Regions from separate parts of the Homo sapiens genome. Here region 2 is linked to region 1. A link is an interaction called in ENCODE POLR2A ChIA-PET data of the cell type or tissue named here. Cell type or tissue: OCI-LY7. All regions are shown on one strand. Links, peaks and the distances in the headings refer to the core of each region. The heading gives the core; the rest is flanking DNA. Region 1 overlaps LOC105373909 (a long non-coding RNA gene). Region 2 overlaps CUL3 (cullin 3).

Region 1 (2,814 bases), core at 58-2,557:
ATTTCATTTAAAAGCCAGGCCCCACACTCCTGCCCCTTTTCAGTAAAATCGAAATGCCTGAGTGCGGTGACTCATTTCTGTAATCCCAGCACTTTGGGGGCTGAGGTGGGAAGATCATTTGAGCCCAGGGATTCGAGACCAGCCTGAGCAACACAGGGGAACCCCGTATCCACAAAAGAAAAAATATTTTAATTAGCTGGGGGTGGTGGCATGTGTCTGTGGTCCCAGCTACTTGGGAGGCTGAGGTGGGAGGATAGCTTGAGCCCAGGATGCGGAGGCTGCAGTGACAGCACCACTATAGCACCAATGTACTCCGGCCTGGGTGACAGAGCATGACAGTCTCAAAAAAAAAAAAATGCAAAACCTAAAACCCTCAATCTTGCTTCTTTTCTATTAGATGCTTCATGAAATTCAGCATTTTATCTCAATACGAAATTCAGCATTTTATCTCAATATCCCAAACTTTTCAGCTATTTTATGTTATCCTCTGTCCTTAACAGCTCAGACTATACTTCAGGGTAGAACTCCCCTTTAGGAAATAATGGCCCGCATCTTCAATTGAGAGGTATCTCAACTGAGTAAACATTGTACTTGACAGATAACTTAGCCACAGTACACTCTACTGCATGAAAGCCTCAGCTTCTGTTTACCTGTCTTTGAACTTGTTTTATATTTAAAGCATCTGTTAGTAAAGCAAGATGTCAAAGGAGATCAACTCTACCACACACTGGGAGCAATGAGTGGAGAAGACACAATTGGTGGGTCCACTTGGAAGGATCAAGGACCCTAGGTTTTGCTCTTCAAGTTTTTCCTCTTCGTATGATTTTTGCTCTGCATGTCATCAGCACATTCATCTTTTGGGGGCCTTCCACGTGCTTAAAGCTGCATGCGAAAATGATTTTCTTGTTATCGGAGGAGGTAGGTTGCTTCCTACATATATAATTGGTTTGATTAATTCAGCTAAGAGTTCATGAAGAGACAGCAATTTGCTGTAATCAGTCACACATATGCACACCTTTAACCTTTTAATTTACGTGCATATGCATGGCTGCCTTTAATTTACGCCCTAGTTTCATTTCTAAAGTTACATGCAGATGAATTTTTTTCTTTCAAACTATTGCATATTTCGAACTATTTTGACCTTGTCTCTGTTGATATGTTGGGGCTGATCATTGTTGGGGGTCTTCCTGTACATTGTAGGATATTCTGAAACATCCCCAGTCTCTACCACTAGATGCCAGTAGCAAACGCTACCCTCAGTTGTGACAACCAAAAATGTCTCCAAACATTGCGAATGTCCCCTGGTGGTGGTAAAATTGCCCCCGTTAAGAACCACTCATCAACTGCTATTGTCCTATAACTTTTAAATAACAAATGTTTGATTCTCATTTTGAATATTAGTAATACATATTTAGCCTTCATTTTCCCCCCTGATTTTGTACCTTGCTTGTCTCTGCCCATGGATAGAAGACCATTATATAAGTATAGTAAAGTCTTAATTTGAGATTGTTGAGTTATGAAAACGATAACCAAATAGCTGTGTGATAATGCAAGTCATTAAAAGTGAAACTGAGCTATTGCATTGTATGTGCACCTGTTCCATAGTTCACTTTAGTGTGCTGAATTATATTACCTGACTCTGCTAGAGTCTTTCCACTTACACTCCCTCCAGAATGCCTGCATCAGGTAAGGCCCATAGAAGCCTCAAGACAAAAGCAAGTCATTGCCTAATTATGGATGATGCCATCGTTATGCACAGCAGGTGCAATTCAGGTCCCGGGAAGCCATAGGAATTGAACAATACTGCCTCTGTGTAACCTGATTGCCAAGGAAGTAAAAACAACCTGTATTCAAAATACAGATATCTGTGGCATTGGGGCCAGCCCTAGATTAGCTTGTCAAGTATGCCCAGGTCACCTTCGGTCACGGGCTTCATCTTTTCAGCATCCTTCTTGCTCCCAAGTCCAGTCTTTCTCCTGCCCCAGAGCAGCTTCTGAGGATCCACCCACCTGAGCCTGTCACTCCAGTGGTTCCTGGTGCTCTAACCATTCTCCCATGTATATTGACCTTTCTGGATCCTATTTCTGGCTGGTCTCACAAACTAATCTGCAGTAGTCTAGATCAGCATTTCTAAACTGGTGGTCTGTGGGTCAAGGCCACTCCCCTGAAACATACATTTCTTTAGCCAACAAGGTGTTTCTAAACTCTTTGGTTAAACTGCTAACATTAATAAACCCAGAAATCTCATCTATTAATAAAAATTTCAGATTTCCAGCTTCTCTGAAAGAATCTGCAAGTGATACTGCTGGTATTGAAATAGTTGGCCATAGCCTATTTTAACAGATCTGATTCTGATTGTGGACCCTTCATCGCAGAGCTTGCACCCTCATTTATTTGTGTGACCTGTCTCGCCCCTGTAGCCATCTGAGTGTGTGATCCTCTCATTTAGATCCCAGAGATTAGATTTGTGTGATAATGTTGTAATTATTTCTGGAACACAAAATCAGCAAGGATAATGGAGGATGTAATAAAATTTAACACAATAACTTTTTTTTCTTTTAGACTGAATCTCACTCGCTCTGTCACCAGACTGGAGTGTAGTGGCGCGATCTTTGCTCACTGCAACCTCCGCGTCCCGGGTTCAAGTGATTATTGTGCCTCAGCCTCCCAAGTAGCTGGGACTACAGGCGTGCGCCACCACGCCCGGGTAATTTTTGTATTTTTAGTAGAGAAGGGGTTTCATCATGTTGGCCAGGATGGTCTCGAACTCCTGACCTTGTGATCTGCCTGCCTCCGCCTCCCAAGGTGCTGGGA
Region 2 (2,814 bases), core at 22-2,521, 68 kb after region 1:
TTCAGGTGAACCTTTTATTATCTTTATCTTTGAAAAATCATTTCTTACCATTTTTACTGTCTGGGGTTTTGCCCACATGGGTTTGATGAGCTTGATTAGAATTGGAGAGGATACGTTTGAATGAAAATGCTGTCCTTTCCTGTATCAAACGGTAATAAAGCCTTTCTTGGCCTAGCCTTCAGAGTTTGGGAAACCTGTTATGAAGGTGACTGTCTCCAGAATGTAATCAGGCTCTTAAGATCTCTACCCTGGGGTCCTGGAAGTAGCTTCAGTTAGTTTATAAAAGCTTGCTAACTCATCAGGAGAAAGAGTGTTATGATAAAATGCCCACTCCCTAATGCTAGAGGAACTCCACTTGTGTAGCATGGACAGCAACTGTTTGGAAGTGATTGTTAGCTGGAACATACAGGGCGACTCACATTAGTGAAGGAGTTTTATGTTCATTTGTGATATACTTAAGAACAGGAAGAGTCTTAAGGACAGATGGGTACAGTTAATCTTTTTTTTTTTTTCTTTTCTTCGAGCTACAGAAATGTTTGCCAGATTTGAGGGAACAGCTTTCATCTTCATAGTAGGTTTCTCTTTCTTAGGGAAGGTAGTTGTTGGCATAGTACTACCTGGACTGGTACATAGAGGAAAGCTGGATGGTAGTCTTGCAGATCACACTGAGCAGAGAATTAATTATAAATTTGCTTTTCATTTTTCATGTTATGAAACAAAGTGAAACAGATTCATTAAAGTGTTACTTATACTTAAACTAATACTGTTTATAGTTTTGGGACAGCCAGTATTGTCATAGCTGTTAGTACTACTATGACTTTAGAAGTTAGAAAAATAAAAGCATACGGTTGTTATTAACAAAGTATTTATTTTGTCTTGTCTTTCTAGATAGCAGTTCAGAGGAACCTGGAAAATTATTAGTACCAATATTGAATTAGAAACTATTTAAGTAATATGAAATATAATGTAAAAATTTGGCTTTTTAAGTAATACATAAATCACAAACTTGATTCAAACAAATTAGAGAATGCTTCATTTGTTTGTACATCATTCATTAAATGAAGTTAAGGGATGAAAGCATTTGTCCAGTTCAGGAAGATTATATGATTAAGGCTAGAAAAAGTGGTATGCCTTTTTTTTATATTATACATTGGGGGACTTTAAAGGGAATTTTTTGTTATTTTCATTCCAGAGTACATGGATGGTCTTTAGTAGTCCTGTTAGGTTTATATAAAAGTTACTAGACAATTTGTAGTTTTAAATAATGCAACTTTTTTTTAAAAGTAGTTCTTGTTAGCCCATTGTAAGGTCAACAGAATGTAAAGGTATTACTAGTAAGAACAAATCACTGAGTTAACACATGAATTACAATTAGTTATTAGTCTATCAGTGTCTTGTGAAAACTATTCAACCATAGTCTGTTAAAGCAATGAATTTATTTTAGTAGCTTTTCTAATTATAACAATGATGTATATTCCTGGTAGAAAAATTGATAATTATCTAAATGTACAAGTAGGGAAATAAAAAAAATCACCTGTAATCCTACCACTTGGAAACAAACAACATTAACATTTTCATGTGTTTTTGGAATTTTAATTTCATATTGTTGGCTGAACAGACAGTAAAATTAAGGTAAGATAATCATTGTATATGCTGCTGTTAAAAAATTTCTTACTGTAAATTTTTGAAAACATAGTTTTTAATGACTATCATACTTCAGTTTGCTTAACCATTTCCCTATTGCCAAATATTTTGGTTGATTCCAGGGAGTCCATATTTTTTCTGTTAAAAAAGATTGCAACTATGACTATTTAGACACATAAATATTTGAGTCCATCTATGATTATGGAATTATTGGGCTGCACGTAACTGAAATATATTACCTAATTGACCTCCATAAGGGTAATAATAATAGCTAACACTTTCTAAATGCTTATCATGTACTCTGCATATCTAAACTTAATCATTTGAGCAAACTCTATTGAATACTACTATTATCTGTTCTACAAATGAGGCTTTGAGAGGCTAAATAATTTGCTTAAGGTATTCTTCCAAGTGGCAGAACTAGGATTCTGACCCAAGCAATCTGGCTCTAAAGTGAGCACTCTTAAGAATTAATTATATTTCTCAAGGTTGTATCCGTTTAACTTCTGTGTAGCAGTATCTTACCCAGCATAATGTATGTTTAATTTTATAGGTGAAAAAATAGTACTTTAATGCTTTAATTTGCATTTCTTTGACTACTTAGGAGAATAAAACTATGAATAGTCTGTAGAGAATTTTCATTTACTTTTGCACTGGAGTATTCAACATATGAATATAGGGATGTGACTAAAAAGTAAAGAGACTGAAAGCATAGTAGTTAAGAGTGTGGGCTTGAATACCAGCTCCATGTCTTTCTAGCTGCATCACCTTTTTTTTTTTTTTTGAGACAGAGTCTCCGCTCTGTCACCCAGGCTGGAGTGCAGTGGCGTGATCTCAGCTCAGTGCAAGCTCCACCTCCCGGGTTCACGCCATTCTCCTGCCTCAGCCTCCCTGGTAGCTGGGACTACAGGTGCCTGCCACCACGCCTGGCTAATTTTTTTGTATTTTTAGTAGAGACGGGGTTTCACCGTGTTAGCCAGGATGATCTCGATCTCCTGACCTCGTGATCCGTCTGCCTCATCCTCCTACAGTGCTGGGATTACAGGCGTGAGCCACCGCGCCCGGCCTCTAGCTGCATAACCTTTAACAAGTTACTTCTTGTAGCCTCAGTTTTCCCCTGTGTAAAATGAGACTGCTAATGAGACCCACCTTACAGGTTTGTTGTGTGAT

The links. Peaks named below come from ENCODE experiments on the same cell type or tissue, not always from the same donor. Only the 100,000 strongest peaks of a DNase experiment are listed, where the experiment ranks them.
Region 2: POLR2A ChIA-PET joins it to region 1 with 8 read pairs; 10 of 35 experiments call an interaction of 5 or more read pairs at or near these places.

Annotation. Positions count from the first base shown.
Region 1 is chr2:224,644,880-224,647,693 of GRCh38, reverse strand. The region is part of intron 2 of LOC105373909 (a long non-coding RNA gene); the gene reads right to left. Among named protein-coding and RNA genes, the nearest start is that of CUL3, 61 kb to the right of the region's middle. In OCI-LY7, for the core only: CTCF peaks have their summits at 1,017 and 1,236 (motif pointing right); a DNase peak (open chromatin) is centred at 1,263; H3K27ac peaks cover 1,200 bases.
Region 2 is chr2:224,577,184-224,579,997 of GRCh38, reverse strand. The region is part of intron 1 of CUL3 (cullin 3); the gene reads left to right. Among named protein-coding and RNA genes, the nearest start is that of CUL3, 6.8 kb to the left of the region's middle. In OCI-LY7, for the core only: no CTCF peak of the experiment used is centred there; no DNase peak of the experiment used is centred there; H3K4me3 peaks cover 1,370 bases; H3K27ac peaks cover 1,328 bases.